Regions from separate parts of the Homo sapiens genome. Here region 2 is linked to region 1. A link is a loop called in an ENCODE intact Hi-C map of the cell type or tissue named here. Cell type or tissue: endothelial cell of umbilical vein. All regions are shown on one strand. Links, peaks and the distances in the headings refer to the core of each region. The heading gives the core; the rest is flanking DNA.

Region 1 (9,080 bases), core at 568-8,567:
AAGAAAACCCAGGCTGGGTGTGGTGGCTCACGCCTGTAATTCCAGTGCTTTGGGAGGCCGAGATAAGCAGATCACCTGAGGTCAGGAGTTCAAGACCAGCCTGGCCAATATAGTGGAACCCCGTCTCTATTAAAAATAATTTAAAAAAATTAGCTGGGTGTGGTGGTGGGCGCCTGTAATCCCAGCTACTTGGGAAGCTGAGGCAGAAGAATCTCTTGAACCTGGGAGGCAAAGGTTACAGTGAGCCGAGATCGTGCCATTCCACTCCAGCCTGTACAACAAGAGCAAAACTTCATCACAAAACAAAACAAAACAGCCTCCCCATATCTGTCTCATCTTATCCCCTGGTAAGCACCATTCTACTGTCTATTTTCTCTAAGTCTGACTATTTTAGATGACTCATGTAAGTGGAACCATGCAACATTCATCTTTCTTTTTTTATTTATTTATTTTTATTTATTTATTTATTTTTTTAATTATACTTTAAGTTTTAGGGTACATGTGCACATTGTGCAGGTTAGTTACATATGTATACATGTGCCATGCTGGTGTGCTGCACCCACTAACTCGTCATCTAGCATTAGGTATATCTCCCAATGCTATCCCTCCCCCCTCCCCCCACCCCACCACAGTCCCCAGAGTGTGATATTCCCCTTCCTGTGTCCATGTGATCTCATTGTTCAATTCCCACCTATGAGTGAGAATATGCGGTGTTTGGTTTTTTGTTCTTGTGATAGCTTACTGAGAATGATGATTTCCAATTTCATCCATGTCCCTACAAAGGACATGAACTCATCATTTTTTATGGCTGCATAGTATTCCATGGTGTATATGTGCCACATTTTCTTAATCCAGTCTATCATTGTTGGACATTTGGGTTGGTTCCAAGTCTTTGCTATTGTGAATAATGCCGCAATAAACATACGTGTGCATGTGTCTTTATAGCAGCATGATTTATAGTCATTTGGGTATATACCCAGTAATGGGATGGCTGGGTCAAATGGTATTTCTAGTTCTAGATCCCTGAGGAATCGCCACACTGACTTCCACAATGGTTGAACTAGTTTACAGTCCCACCAACAGTGTAAAAGTGTTCCTATTTCTCCACATCCTCTCCAGCACCTGTTGTTTCCTGACTTTTTAATGATTGCCATTCTAACTGGTGTGAGATGGTATCTCATAGTGGTTTTGATTTGCATTTCTCTGATGGCCAGTGATCATGAGCATTTTTTCATGTGTTTCTTGGCTGCATAAATGTCTTCTTTTGAGAAGTGTCTGTTCATGTCCTTTGCCCACGTTTTGATAGGGTTGTTTGTTTTTTTCTTGTAAATTTGTTTGAGTTCATTGTAGATTCTGGATATTAGCCCTTTGTCAGATGAGTAGGTTGCGAAAATTTTCTCCCATTTTGTAGGTTGCCTGTTCACTCTGATGGTAGTTTCTTTTGCTGTGCAGAAGCTCTTTAGTTTAATTAGATCCCATTTGTCAATTTTGGCTTTTGTTGCCATTGCTTTTGGTGTTTTGGACATGAAATCCTTGCCCATGCCTATGTCCTGAATGGTAATGCCTAGGTTTTCTTCTAGGGTTTTTATGGTTTTAGGTCTAACGTCTAAATCTTTAATCCATCTTGAATTGATTTTTGTATAAGGTGTAAGAAAGGGATCCAGTTTCAGCTTTCTACATATGGCTAGCCAGTTTTCCCAGCACCATTTATTAAATAGGGAATCCTTTCCCCATTGCTTGTTTTTCTCAGGTTTGTCAAAGATCAGATAGTTGTAGATATGCGGCGTTATTTCTGAGGGCTCTGTTCTGTTCCATTGATCTATATCTCTGTTTTGGTACCAGTACCATGCTGTTTTGGTTACTGTAGCCTTGTAGTATAGTTTGAAGTCAGGTAGTGTGATGCCTCCAGCTTTGTTCTTTTGGCTTAGGATTGACTTGGCGATGCGGGCTCTTTTTTGGTTCCATATGAACTTTAAAGTAGTTTTTTCCAATTCTGTGAGGAAAGTCATTGGTAGCTTTATGGGGATGGCATTGAATCTGTAAATTACCAACAACAGACAAACAGAGAGCCAAATCGTGAGTGAACTCCCATTCACAATTGCTTCAAAGAGAATAAAATACCTAGGAATCCAACTTACAAGGGATGTGAAGGACCTCTTCAAGGAGAACTACAAACCACTGCTCAAGGAAATAAAAGAGGATACAAACAAATGGAAGAACATTCCATGCTCATGGGTAGGAAGAATCAATATCGCAACGTTCATCTTTCTATGACTGACATTTCACCTAGCATTTTGTCTTCCATATTCATCTATGTCATCATAGATGGTACAATTTTCTGCTTTTTTTGGTTGAATAATATTTTATTATCTGCATATATCCCATTTTTCTTTTTCCATTCATCAGCTGGTGCACATTGAATTATTTTCCCGCCTTGGCTATTATAAATAACGTCTCTATGAAGAGGGGAGTGGAGATATGTATTTAAGATTTGTATTTCAATTATTTTGGATATATAGCAAGAGATGGGTTGCTGGATCATATGATAGTTCTATTTTTAATTTTTTTGAGGAACTTACATGCTGTTTGCCAAAGTAGCTGCACCATTTTATAGTCTTACCAACAGTGAACAAGGGTTCGAATTTCTTCATAACCTCCCCAATACTTATCTTTTTAAAAACTAATAACCATGCTAATAGTTGTGATGCAATATTTTGTGTGTTTTACATTTGCATTTCTCTGATGACTGGTGATATTAAACATTTTTTACATACCCGTTGGTCATTTGTAAATTTTCTTTGAAGATCCTTTGCCCATAATTTTTTTTCTATTTGGGGTCCTATGCTAACTTTTAAGCAGGTTATTTGTAATTTTGCTATAGAATTGCAATAGTTCATTACATATTTTGGAAATTAGCCCCTTACCAAATATACATTTTGAAGAGATTTTCTCCCATTTCATAGGTTGCCTATAACCAAAAGGTCTCATATCAATATATCATTGCTAAATTTTCACAGAGATTAAAAAAATTCTAAAATTCATATGGAACCAAAAAGACACCAATGATCAAAGCAATTTTGTAAAAAAACCCAAAACAGTAAATGAGCAGAAAACAAAACTGGAGACATCATACTTCCTGATTTTGATACATCATAAAGCTATATTAATCAAAACAGTATGTGCTGCCATAAATGCAACAACATACAACAATAGAACATAAAGAAGAGCTCAGAAGTAAGCTCATGCATATATGGTTAACTAATCTTTGACAAGGGTGTCAAAAACATACAATGGGGAAGAGACAGTCTCTTTAATAAATGATGTTTGGACAACTGGATATAAACACACAGAAGCATAAAATTAGATCTTTAACTCTCATCATGTACAAAAATCAACTCAAAGTATTTTAAACACAAATGTAAAACCTGAAATTATAAATCTCCTAGAAGAAAGCAGAGAGAAAAAAATCTCCTTGACATTGATATTACAATATTTTTTTGATATGACACCAACAGCAAAAGAGACAAAAACAAAAATATGTAAGCGAGACTACATGAAACCAAGAAGCTTCTGCCCTGCAAAGGAAACAATCAACAAAATAAGAAAGTAAACTATGGAATGGGAAAAAATGTTTGTAAACCATATATCTGATAAGAGGTTAGTATCTGAAATATATAAGTGACTCATACAGCTCAGTAGCAAAAAAACAGGAAATCTGATTACAATATGGGCAAAGGACCTGATTAGGCATTTTCCCAAATAAGATATTCGAGTGGCCGACACATATGTGAAAAGGCGCTCCACATTACTAACCATTGAGATCGTCAGTGAAACACAAATCAAAACCACAATGATACATCAACTCACATCTGTTAGGATGGCTATTATAAAAAAGACAAGACATAACAAAAGTTGATTAAGGATGTGGAGAAAAAAGAATTCTTGAGCACTATTGGTGGAAAGGTAAATTGGTACAGCTATTATAGAAAACAGTATAAAGGTCTTCAAATAATTAAAAGTAGAATTACATTAGATTCAGCAAGCTCACTACTGATTATATAACTGAGGAAAATGAAATAAGTACCCTGGAGTGATATCTGCACTCCCATGTGCATTGCAGCATTATTCACAATAGGGAACAATGGAAAACAGAAACAACCTGTCTATTTACAGATGAATGGAAAAAAATTGGTATATATGCACAATAAAATACTATTCAGCTTTAAAAAGAAAGTAAGTACTCAATTTGTGACAATATGGATGAACCTGGATGGGTGTTATGCTAAGTGAAATAAGTCAGGCAGAGACTGGCAACTATTACGTGATATCTCTTATATGTGGATTTTTTTTTAAAGATCAATTAACAAAAACAAACTGTAGAATGGTGGTTTCCAGGGTCAGGGGAGTTGGAAAAATGGAAAGATGTTTGCCAAAAGGTACAAACTTTAAGTATAAGACTAATAAGTTCTTATGATATAATGTACAACATGGTGATTGTAGCTAATGACATTGTCTTATATACTTGAAATTTGCTAACAAAGGAGATTTTAAGCATTCTCACCAAAAGAAGTATGTGAAATGATAGATGTGTTAACTAACTTGATTATGGTAATTATTTTACAGTGTATACATATGACAATTTATCATATTGTACACTTCAGATATACATAATCTTATTAATTGTAACTCAATACATCTGGAGAAAAATATTTAATATTAATCAAGTAAGTAAGAAGCCTTTGTGTGCAAAACAAAAAGTGAAAAGTTCTTGACTTCCTCCAACTAATGTCAACCATAAAACTACAATGGTAAATATGAAAGGTGTATCAAATAAATATATTTTTTGAATAAAAAAACCAGTTGATTTTCCTGAACCAATGTCAATAATCTTTCCCCTTACATACACCTCTAACAGTTTTATTGTTTCAGATCTTAAATTTAAGTCTTTAGTTAGAGTTAATGTTTGTGCATGGTGTAACATAAGGGTTCAACTTCATGCTTTTGAATTTGGATGTCCAGTTTTTCTAGAACCATTTATTGAAGAGACATCACTTCTTCATTGTGTAGTCTTAGTACCCTTGTCGAAGTTCAGTTGACCACATATGTGTAGGTATAAAACCAGCATCACTTTGATCCCAAAGCCAGACAAAGACATCACAAGAAAAGAAAAATACAAGCCAATATCTCTGATGAACATAGATGCAAAAATTCTCAACTGAGTATTAGCAAATCAAATTCAATAGCACATTAGGAAGATCATATACCACTGCTCTCTCTATGGAGTAGCTCTTTTTTTTTTTTTTTTTTTGAGACGGAGTCTCACTCTGTTGCCAGGCTGGAGTGTAGTGGCACAATCTCCGCTCACTGCAACCTCTGCCTCCCGGGTTCAAGCGATTCTCCTGCCTCAGCCTCCTGAGTAGCTGGGACAACAGGCGCAGGTGACCACGCCAAGCTAATTTTTGTATTTTTAGTAGAGATGGGGTTTCACCATGTTGGACAGGATGGTGTCAATCTCTTGACCTCATGATCCACCCGCCTTAGCCTCCCAAAGTGCTGGGATTACAGGCGTGAGCCACCGCGCCCGGCCGGAGTAGCTCTCCTTTTGTTTCTTTACTTCTCTAATAAACTTGCTTTCACTTAAAAAAAAAAAAAAATGATCATATACCATCACCAACTGCAAATTTTCTCTGAGATGCAAGGATGATTTAACATTTGTAAATCATTCAGTATGATAAACTCCTTTAACAGAACAACAGACAAATAACAAACACATGATTATCTCAATAGATGCAGAAAAATAATTTGACAAAATTCAACATCCTTTCATGATAAAAATCATTAATAAAAAAAGCATAGAAGGAACTCATCCAAAAACAATAAAAGGCATATATAAAATGTCCATAACTAACATCATACTTAATGGTAAAAAACTGAAAGCTTTTTCTCTGAGCTATGAAACAAGTCAAGTATGCCCACTCTTGCCATGTCTACTTAATATACTGGAAGTACTGAAATTCCAAGCCAGAGCAATTAATCAAGAAAATTAAATAAAATATATTCAAATCAGAAAGGAAGAAATAAAATGATCTCTATTTGCAGATACCATGACCTTACATATAGAAAGCCCTAAAGACTCTTTACAAAAACTGTTAGAACTAATAAATGAATTCAGTAAATTTGCAGGATACAAAAAAATAAACACACAAAAATCAGTTGTTTCTATACACCAACCATTAACAATCTGAAAGAAAATAATCTCATTCACAATAGCACCAAAAGAAATAAAATACTTAGGAATAAATCTAAGCAAGAGGTAAAAGACTTGTATGGAAACTACAAAACACTCATTAAAGAAATTAAAGCATACAAATAAATGAAAAGGCATCCTGCATTTATGGATTAGAAAAATCAGTATTTAAAATGTCTATATTTCCCCAAGTGATCTAAAAATTCAATGCAGTTCCTACTCAAATTTCATAGACATTTTTTACAGAAATAGAAAAAAATAGAAAAACATTTATAAAAGGTATATGGAAAACTAAAAGGTCCTGAATAACAAAAGCAATTTTAATCAAGAAGAACAATGCTAGAAATATCACACTTTCTGCCTTCTAAATGTATTATAAAGCTACGGTAATTAAAATAGTACGGAAATAGCATAAAATAGACATATAGATCAATGGAACAAAGTACGATCTTTAACAATTTTTTGAGCAATTTCAATGTCACTTTTTCTAGAAAATATTGTCTGACATCCTACCCACCCTAGTTCTGTACTTAAGTCTAGAACTGCCCACTTATGTGCTCACCTAAATTTCTACCTCATTACTATGACATTTCAGCATGCAAACTGTTTGTATAATTATGTCTCTAACTGCATAGTCAATCAAGCCCAGTGCCTGATACATAGGCATATTTTCCCAAACATCAGACATTCCAGTAACATTTTATGATTTTTTATACATCCAAGTTTACATACACTGTAATTCCCTATTATTAAAAACTTTAACTCATTACTTAAATGTTTATTTTAAAACAGATTATAATTGCTAATTGTACATACATAGTAATATAAAAAGCAAAGGGATAATCAAAAAGCAAAAACAGTAAAATATTATATATATAATTTTTACTAAAACATGAATAATAACTTGAAGCAAAGTACACATTACATACATGATAAGAATCCCTCAAGGAAAATAATAAAAGTTTATAATCAGTAGAGAATAAATGGATTTTCACACTACATGATGGTAAATCCAAACTACAAAGTAATAGTTAAGATGTTCTTTGACTCAGACGCCAGATTTTTTATTTAAATTAGCAACATGTTTGTAGCACAATTATCAATTGTGTTTTTAATGAATTTCACTGGGTATCCAAGCGATGAGAATTTAGGTGAAAATTCTATCATCCACCTATCTGGATTAAAAGTTCATATTTATCCCAAGAAATGAGATTAAAGAAAAGAACATAGAAATGGAATATTTCTCCTTCTTTTCCTGTTATATACATTTTCTTTTCATATCACATTCTGAGGAAAGAAAACCTATAGGAGTCTGAGATTAGGGCAAATATCCTTAGGCACCTCTGAGCCACCTGTCATCTTGAGCAGCTTTGAAAGCTAAAGAACTCAGTTCTTCGCATCAATCGTGCCATCACAGCATAGTCTCAGCACTCATTTTACAGAGCTATAATGCTAACCTATGATCAAAGAGAAAAAGATATTTCTGTGTCTGTAACCTCTTAATTGGCCTTCATCAGAATTATGCAGGCTAGATGTGAGAGGAAAGAATGCATCCTGAAGACAAAGCTATATCTTGACTGGACTTCAAAAGAACGAAAGCATAGAATGAAAGGGATCAAGGCTGGAAACCAATAGACCAGTTTGACAGTTATTAATAACAACAATAATAAAGCATCTACTTTGATCCAGACATGTTTCTAAGTAGTTTGCAGTTAATGCTGAAAACATTCCAAATAATTGATTTTCAGTATTATTCCTACTTTGCAGATGACCAAACAATGACACTCCAAGTTACACAGTAACTACGGGGATGAAGATGCCTGCAATCTGGCAGGCAGAGCCCCTATACTTACTTCCACCTGCTATTCTTGAGCATTCTCAGGATGGTGTCCCATACTGCGCTAGTAGCGCTAGTGAAGGACAGAAGTGTAGAACCATAAGTGATATAATAAAATAAAACAATAAGTCTTAAGCAGTATTTGTAGGTCTGAGTTTTATTCTTTCATAACATGTATAGATTTCAACTGAAGCGAGAGATTTGATTTAGTGAAAAGCTACTGAATGAATTGGCTCTTAATCTATGGTAATTGTTTCCTTGAATCTGAATTTTTCACTAGGCAATAACTTCCTGATAAACTCAACACAATTTCCAAACTAGTAAAAATATTTCCTGACGTTCCAAGTATTCTCTATAATATTCCATGGTTAGAGAGTTTGCACCAGGCATAAAAGTATACAGCTTTACTATGATTTCTGTAATGTGGTAATGTGGTTTTACAAGGAAAATCTCTGGCTTATTGAAATTCTAATATGACATGTGTTCAGATTAATGCATTTCATGATCTGAAGTAAAGTACAACCTCTGAAAACCTAAAATAAAACTATCAAGTACTTTTAAAAAATAGCTAACGCCGTTCAGAAGCTAATTTAACAATTACCATTACTTTATTACATGGTTATACAGATTAAATCACTTAACCTCTTGTCATGGTTTCTAATCTCTAAAATGTGATATTCCAGTTATACACTGACAATGTTGAAAAATTCTCATATTAAATTTAATTAGCTTTCTCTACTTCTGAAGAACCAGGAATGTGTTACTAACATGCAGAAATCTCCAGGACATGATGAAAAAAATAAGTCATGAAGACTAAAAGCGAAAGAATGATAGGAATGTATCCCTATTTGCCTGACTTAATAGAATAATAACAAAAGTGCCTGTGTAACATGTTTTCAAAATGTGATCTTTTGAAGGAGTCAGATAATAAGAATTAGTTTTATACTGTAATAATCCGTAATCTTTTTGTTTTTTTTTTTGCTGCGTTTCCATCAG
Region 2 (9,080 bases), core at 479-8,478, 62 kb after region 1:
TTTTCAGGAAACTTAATTATTAAACCTTTAGAGGGAAAGTTTAAACTTTCCTACAAGATAAAATATCACCGTAGCTATATCGTGATACATTACATATGCATAATATATGTATATTGTTAACCAACCATTTAGCAAAGATTAACATTAAAAAAAGAGCTTTAGCTAATAAGAGTATAAAAGAGATACAACGAAACTTTACATTCTTTTAGTAAATTTCAGATTTCCGATTGGATCAAATTGAGAATGTCTGTTTCAGACTTTTTTTTTTCTATTTTCTCTCTCCCTGCCACCGTGTGCTCCCCCTCTCTCTTTTTCTCTTTCGCCTTCTCATATTCTCTAATAGCTACTCTTTCATAAGCAGCCAGCTGATGGGGTCATTTCACATACTATCTTTTCTTGTTGAGACACACAACCAATCAGCCACAGGAAATACATATTCTTTCCTCTTAGCTAGTATCGGTCACAACCTTACTCTAGGACATATAGATAGGTCTAGACCAAGAAACATGACCCAGAACCCTTTAAGAGGGTTCCAATCACATGGCCCTGTCCCTAAATGCGAAATATTGAAACTTTCAACTTAGGTCAGCTAAATCTATAACAGAGGTTGGGAAGGATTCAACAGTACAACACAAAGCAGCACAGCTGAAAGCACAAGACAACCAGAAGACAGAAGTTCAAAGTCCATGCTGATCTCCAGCAGCAGGCCCTATTACCAGGTGGTAATCATTGCCTAGACATCCTGATCATAGTGTCAATTCCTGTGGTCCCTCTATAATGACAGGAGAGATCCCTATTTAAAATTTGGTTTGGTTATCAAGACTGAAGATGCCAAACACACACACCAAGCTGGCATGAAAATGTTTACTACTTATATAATTGAGGTGTCTGGGGAGAGCAGGGGATGCTGCTCCCATAAATATATACAACTATTATGGATCCATAATAATTAAAAATAAAAAGTTTAAATAAATAAAAAACAAACAATGAAGAAGGTCTGAAAAGGCTTGAGAGAGTAAGAAAAGGAGATTGGCTTGGCGTTTTTATTGTGGTTAGGCAGCAGTGCAAGGGTGAGAGTTTCTGCAGAGGTTCAGGGGTCTACTCAGTTTGAGTCTCCCACAGTGCCAAAGGAGGGAGCACCAGGCATTCACATCAGCTTGTTCTGATGTTGGACACAAATGCAACAGTGAGAGGAGGGGCTTAAGAGCTGTTAGCAGTGACACATCAAAAAATGGAGTCAGGTATTCTTTATTGCCACTGACAAATTGACAAGAAATAAAAAGATGATTCTAAATTTCATATAAGACATTTGTAGACAAAATTAATTTTGAAAACATAAATATAGAATAATCACTACTTGATTTCAAGATTTATTAGAAATCTGTAGGTATAAACCAGTATGGCATTGCATAAAGCTTGATAATAGAACATGGAAAAGAATAGAGAATCCAGAAATAATTGCACACATATTTAGACAACTCATTCTTAACAAAACTGCAAAAGTAACTCAATTCAGAGAGTACAGTATCTCAATAAATGGATATTTATATGCAAAAATTTAAACTTTGCTCCATACCTTGCATCATAGACAAAAGTTAAGTAACATAAATAAATGTTAAACCTAAAACTATAAAACTTCTAGGACAAGATGTAGAAATAAATCTTTATGATCTGGGGCTAGGCAAATATTTCTTAGAGATAATGTCAAAATCATGATGCAAAGAAAACCTGATAACTTAAATGTCATCAAAATGAAAGACTTCAATGCTTCAAATTTTACTGTTAAGATAATTAAAAGATAAACCACAGACTAAGAGGGTATATTTGCAGACTAAATATGTAATAAATGACTCATTCCTGAACAAGTTTCTTAATAGCAGCCTTGTTGACATTTTGGCCTATTTCTTTATGGGATCCTAAGCAGCTTCTTTGGCCTCTATATTCTAGATACTAGTAACATTACCTTCCAAACCTCCACAATCCTGACAATATGTCCTATGAGATTACATAATTACTACAGGTTGAAAACTGACATAGACAATGTAAAAAACTTAAACAAAATGGATAAAGTGTCCTGAACAAAATATTTGAACAGAAAATGTTTGTTCAGAAAATGAACAAAATGTTTGAACAGAAAATTCACCAAAAAACATGTGCAGATTGCAAGTAACCACACAAATAAATGTTCAACTTAAGAATTTATTAGAAAAACATAAATGGAGACCGCAAAGACATATCGCTATAGACCTATTAGAATGACTACAATTAAACAGACTATCACAACACATGACAGTGAAAATGAAGATCAAATAGAAACCTCATCGAGTGCTGTTGGGAAGGTAGAATGGCTTAGCCACTTTGGAAAACAGTTTCTTAAAATGTAAAACATACACCTACCATAAAATTTATCCATTCTGCTCCTCAATAATTTTCCAAAAAGAATAAAAGCCTATCTTGACACAAAACATACATATTTATAATATCATTATTTGTAATTGCAAAATAAAATTGAATAATGAGGAAACAGGAAATTTCCATCAACAGGCAAATGTATCCAGGAATTATAGTATATCTATACAATGGAAGACTACCCTGTAATAAGAAGGGATCAGCTACTGATACTTGCAATGACCTGGATAGAGCTGGAGACCATTATCCTTAGCAAACTAATGCAGGAACAGAAAACCAAACACGTCAAGTTCTCACTTATAAGTGGAAGCTAAATGATAAGGACACATGGTGGGGAAAAACAGACACTGGGACCTAGCTGAGGGTGGAAGGTTGGGGGAGGGAGAGGATCAGGAAAAATAATTCATGGGTACTAGGCTTAATACCTAGGTGACAAAATAATCTGTACAACAAACACTCGTGACGTAAGTTTGCTTATATAACAAACTTGAACAGGTACAACTGAACTTAAAATAAAAATTAAAAAAGAAAGAAGCCAAACATGAATGACTGCAGAGTATATAAATTTCTTTATATAAAACTATAGATAATACAAACAAATCTATACTACCAGAAAGTAAATCAGTGGTTGCCTAGGGAGTGGGTGATATGAGATACAGGAGAGGAATTGTAAAGGAACACAAAAAAACTTCTGGAGCTATGAATAAAATTATCTTGATTTGATCATTTTATTTTGTATACATATGTCAAACCTTGCTAAATTTTATGATTTAAAAAGTATATAGTTTAGTGCATGCCAATTTTGCTCTAATAAAACTGTTTTCAGAACTCCTAGACTGTAAGAAATCAAGATCAGAAACTCCATTGCCAAATGGGGCATTCAATATTATAGATTAGTCATAGGGCAAGACAGATACTCATGAATTAGATCTGAAGAAGAAAATCAAAGTGAGGTGAAAAGAAAATTTGTCTCGATTCTAAATATCTTGAGAATTACATAGAATCACAATAATTCTCTTTTAGTGAAGCAGCAGTTTTTGGGGGGTATTAATACATTTTATCTTTGGTAATTCCTATTTACCAGCATTTCTGCAACTTGCATATCCAGAGCCTTGCCTGAGGGACACGGATTAGAGGAGGTTTTGCATAAGGTAAAAATAATATTTTTATCTGTATATATTATTAAGCCAGAGTTGTGGAGTTTATTGCCCTCTTGAAGAAAGAAAATACAAAGATTTAGTCACCTTGTAAAAGAAAGAGGAAATTGGAAGTTTGCCCTCTTTTATCCCAAGAAAATTATTGAAAAGAGAGCTAAAATGAAGATTGGGTTGTGTGTTGGAGTGGGGAGCCAGGAGTCATATCCACCTGACCTTACAAGGGCAAGGGGAAAGAACAAGAGTCGATGGGAAAGAACATATCAGAAATATCAAGATAGGAATGTGAGAACCAAGGAATATTATTTGGACTGTTATCATTTATCTTTTGGCATAAATTAGGTATGTTGCAGCCCATAGAAAAGCTCAGGACATAAATGATATCCAACATGGCATGGAGTTAAAGTAGTGCTTTGTCAGAAGGCAGTGGAGGGATATGTAGAAATCAGAAATTTGTGTGGTTTTGTTGAGGGAAAGCAAACCTCTTGGTGGGCCATCAGAGGTCTTGCAGAATGCTCCAAGAGGGAGGTATCTTGGGGAATGTAATGACCTTTCAGTAGGTGTCAACATTTGTAAGCATCTTTTTGTGGAAACAACCATTCCTCAGGAACTGACAACAGTTCAGGCCAGAATCTTTATAAGTACAAGGATACAGATGTCGCTACAAGGTCATGACTCTTCTTTCTCTCATAGTCACGAGTTTCTATACCTCTACACTCAGAAACTATCTTGGATATGATCAAGGTGAAGCATTTACCCAAACCACACTGAATCATCCAAAAAGCAACCTGAAATAAAAGACATGATAATACTGTAAATTGTTAAATTAAAAGAAGATAATATTAACATGATAGAGCAATGTTTTGGGATGATTGCATTAATTAAAATAAGAAATACTGTATTTTCTTTGCAAATATGAGCACAGTGTTTACAGATTTTAACCTTATTGCATTCTTTAAGTAAGTAACTGGATTTGAAACAATAGGACATGTGATTTCAGCTACAATGAGTGGAGCAAAAAGGAAGGAATTAAGCGAAACGAAAGTGTAAATAGAAGTATATGCCAGTAAATCAGAATGAAGATGAAAGTTATATACTTTTAAATATGTACTGAATCTGTTTCCTCGCAATAAAAAGTAGCATAAAAATTTATCAACTGAAAAAGTGGCATTTATTTTCTTTCAAAAGATGCTTATCTTTAATAGCATTTTTAAGGCTACTATTTAGCATGAAAATTTAATACGCTGTCCTTTGTCAATGGGCAAGGGTCTTTCATAAATATTCCCTAAACACTCTTGCAACATTCAAGGTGATTTGCTTTAAATGGCAGAGCAAATATCTGAAACCAGTTTCTTAAAATCAGCTTAGATTTCAGCAGGTCTGAAAAAAGAACAGATTTGTACTTGAATAGTTTCCAAGCAATCTGTTTAGTTCTGCGTATGCTTCAATTCAATTTCATGGCAATTTCATAAACAGGTTGCATTTTAATCCACTGTGCTATTAAACTGATAGCTATCACTTTTTCTTTGAGTGCCATACTATGGGTATACAATACAAATTAAAATGAGAGAACATTTTTAAAGGATCTGTAGTTTGAATAGTTTCTCAATAATTCTTCAATTTTTCCTTTCTGACAATGTAATGATTTGGGGTTGCATTTTTTACTGAGAAGTATTGCTATATTTTCACATTTTTAATAATCTCGTTCATGCTGAGTGCATTCACTTAGCTGGATTAGTGTTAGAAAGTTTTGGGAGCAGATACTTGAACTATAACTCATAGAAGTGACTATATGTGATTATTAGATGCTAGAAAGATGTTAAAAAGTAAAAGAATGCCTAACAGGAAGCTTTGCCCTGTAAGAGATTTTCAACATGTTTTGAAAAAATATCTCTATTCTATTTTCTCATCTTATTTCTACCTTGTTCCAGTTTTATAAATGAGTAAACAATGGATTTAGTTTTTTAAATTGTTTTTCTTTACTGTGACAAATACTTACATTAAACTTAGGGAAAATGAAATTTCCTCAAGATATGAGATTAATATTTTTACTATTTGGTATAATATGGCATTATTAGAAAACTATAAAAAATAAAAAGAATTTATCAATGATTCAATTCAAAATTGAATTGAAGGTGATGCATAGACTTCTGTCATATTAAAAAAATTATCATTTGAACAGCAATCCTTTTACCTAATATTGTTATACATGACAATTAAATCCACTTTATGTTTTATGGAAAATTTTATATATTTATATTCTAGACTGATGAAATTTGATGTTAAAGATCATAATTAGAAACTCTCCTAGCATCAAATGTACCAACTTGAAAATCTATGTGACTTGCTTAAGAAAATAAAAATGTAGGCCGGGCGCGGTGGCTCACGCCTGTAATCCCAGCACTTTGGGAGGCAGAGGCGGGCGGATCATGAGGTCAGGCGATCGAGACCATCCTGGCTAACACAGTGAAACCCCGCCTCTACTAAAAAGACAAAAAATTAGCCGGGCGTGGTGGCGGGTGCCTGTAGCCCCAGCTACTCGGGAGGCTGAGGCAGGAGAATGGCGTGAACCCGGGAGGCGGAGCTTGCAGTGAGCTGAGATCACGCCGCTGCACTCCAGCCTGGGTGACAGAGAGAGACTCCGTCTCAAAAATAAATAAATAAAAATAAAAAAATAAAAAAATAAAAATGTTAGTAAGTTCTTAAAGATGCTACCTTTGAAAAAATTTAATCATTTCTTCAGTGAAAACACAATCGGAAGAGTTAAATTATACAAGTTAGAATTGTAAGTGAAATAGAAAATAATTGTAATTGAAATGTTAAAAATAATAATGAATCTTTTAGAGCAAGCTGTTTTTAAGTTCATAGACAATCTCCATCATCATGATTGATTTGATTTTGATTAGTTGTCTTCTTCCAAGTTGACAGTAGCTTGGCTTTTTAAAATAAATAAAATCTTCCAGGCACGATGGCTCACACCTGTAAACCTAGCACTTTGGAAGGCCCAGGTGGGAGGATCACTTGAGGACAGGAATCTAAGACCAGCCTGGAGAACATAGTGAGACCCGATCTCTCCAAAGAAATTAAAAGATTAGCCAGGCAGGGTGGCACAGGACTGTAGTTCCAGCTACTTGGGAGGGTGATGCTGGAGCCCAGGAATGAGAAGCTGCGATGATCTATGAAAGTGCCACTGCACTCCAGCCTGAGTGACAAGCAAGATTGCATCTCAAAAAAAAAAGTAAAATCTTCATATGTCTTAAAATGTAAACGCAGCCTTCTATTTCACTTTATGTAAATATTCTTACATTTGACATGGACCTAGTAAAAGGTCAATATGGTCATAGTTCTTAAGTTCTTTAAATTCAACTTCTTATTGGTATGAGAATAACAAAAAGAATAATTCAGTCACATGAGATTATTACAAAGTTTACACAGAGAAGACCTGAAAATTTGTACAATGCTGAAATACAGTGATAAAGTCTGTAATAACAAGATACGATTACAACTTATGCATGACAGTAGACAATGATATATACCCAAAACAACCTCTTAGATTTCATTTACAATATTTTTGTTATCTCCTTAAGTTAGAAGGATCAGGAATTCCAGTGGTCATCAGGGTATCTTTTTTACAGATTCTGCTAAAATCTTCTACAAATTATTGCTAATGGGTTATTTGGCTCTTGATTATTGGTTTGTAATTGCCACAGCCATTTCTTATTTGATCCATGGCTTATTTAAAAGTGTTTTTTTTAATTTAAAAAATAGAGTGTTCTAAATATATTTTGTTATCAAAGTTCTGTTTAATTTTATGATGGATTCTGCTTTATGCACTAGTATGTGGTATAATATAGCCCAAGCCACTTGAAATAAGAGGCTATACGTAATCTCTGTGAGCAGCTAGCCCAGAGTCCATACATCACTGTGCACCACTCTTGCAGTAGTGCTTTATCCCCAGTTTGCACCTATGACCACAGAGGGTGAGGTCTCACAGAATAAACTGAAAAAGAGAAAGCAAGCTTAACTATGAAAATTTTACTGAAGGCTGTAGCTAGTTGAATGAGGCAAGAAAAAGAAATGAAAGGCACACAGATTAGAAAGGAAGAAGTAAAACTGTCTTTAATAGCAGGTAACATGGTTCTTCATGTAAAAAATCATAAGGAATAAGCACAACACATTTGCACACACACACACTACTTGAACTATTTAAATTTAGTAAGATGATGGGATGCAAGATTGATATTTAAACATCAATTTATATATAACATTTCTGTCCAGATGACAAGGTGACAATTGCCCACAATGAGCTTTTTTTGGATGGTCTCCTTCTACGGAAAAATACCCTCTTATACAACTTGTCAAAGCACTGTCCAAAGACAGTCTTATGAAGTTGTCACCCAGAAAGGTAGGAGGGTAAGGGAACTCCCAGGGGAAAGGGAAATTGGAGAGGGAGCTTGTGTGTCTGGGTGATGTTGCTCAGCAGCACAATGGAAAATCCTTGGGTTAGAGAAACCAGAAAGGGAGCAGTGAGTTGGTGCCTTATTTAGACTGAGGGTGTGTTTGATGAATGGCTAGCATATGTTGGGTACAGTTTTGCATGGTATGCAAAGCAGACTAGCTCTAAATGACTAAAAGTATGCTTATTTGGGCTATATTTAAAGCAATTGTATGTGTATTTTGTTTAGTGTCTGTGGACTTTTGAGCTAACAGGCCCAGCCTGCTGTAAAGAAGTTAACAGCATAGAGATCAATATACAGGGACTATCTTTAACCTATTTATAATACACACACACACACACACACACACACACACAAATATAAGCAAAAATCAATTGAGCATTAAATTAGGGAACCAATTTGATTTATAATAGCATCAAGTAAAATAAAATACAAGGGAATATATTTAACCAAACCAGCCTGTAAGCTGAAAAGTACAAAATATTCCTGAGAGAGATTTAATAAGATGTGAATAATTGAGATAATTCCATATCCATAAATGGGAAGACTCAATGTTGCACACATGCTAATTCTCCACAAATTGACCTATCAATTTAATACCAGCTCTCTCAAAACTCCAACAGGAAATTTCAGAGAAATTGATAACCTGATTCTAAAACTCACATAATAATTAAAAGAACTTAGGATAGCCATAAAAATTTAACAAAGAACAAAGTTTGTGGGCTTGCCCTTCGTGATATCAATACTTATAAAGCAACATCAATTTAAATAGTGTGGTATCGATGTCATGACAGACAAGTAAATTAAAGCAAAAGCATGGGATCTAGAAACATCTATACATGTCTGCTGAGTTGATTTTCAACAAAGTTGCAAGGGAAATTTCGTACAAAAATGTTAGTCTTGGTGACCTTAGTCCCAGCACCCATATGGGACAGGATATCTACCTCCAAGTAAATGAACTTAAACCCTTACTACACATATACAAAAGTTTAGCTCAAAATGGATCACAGACTTCACTGAAAAGCTATGTCCATAAAATTTCTAGAAGAAAACAAAGCGC

The links. A loop is a pair of places that touch in the nucleus more often than their neighbours do. Peaks named below come from ENCODE experiments on the same cell type or tissue, not always from the same donor. Only the 100,000 strongest peaks of a DNase experiment are listed, where the experiment ranks them.
Region 2: a loop joins it to region 1, with 2.4 times the contacts of the local background. A loop is called at or near these places in 2 of 110 quality-filtered maps.

What each region holds. Positions count from the first base shown.
Region 1 is chr13:64,230,705-64,239,784 of GRCh38, forward strand. No RefSeq gene overlaps it. Among named protein-coding and RNA genes, the nearest start is that of LINC00355, 160 kb to the left of the region's middle. In endothelial cell of umbilical vein, for the core only: no CTCF peak of the experiment used is centred there; a DNase peak (open chromatin) is centred at 3,747; H3K27ac peaks cover 1,804 bases.
Region 2 is chr13:64,292,315-64,301,394 of GRCh38, forward strand. No RefSeq gene overlaps it. Among named protein-coding and RNA genes, the nearest start is that of LINC00355, 220 kb to the left of the region's middle. In endothelial cell of umbilical vein, for the core only: no CTCF peak of the experiment used is centred there; a DNase peak (open chromatin) is centred at 4,567.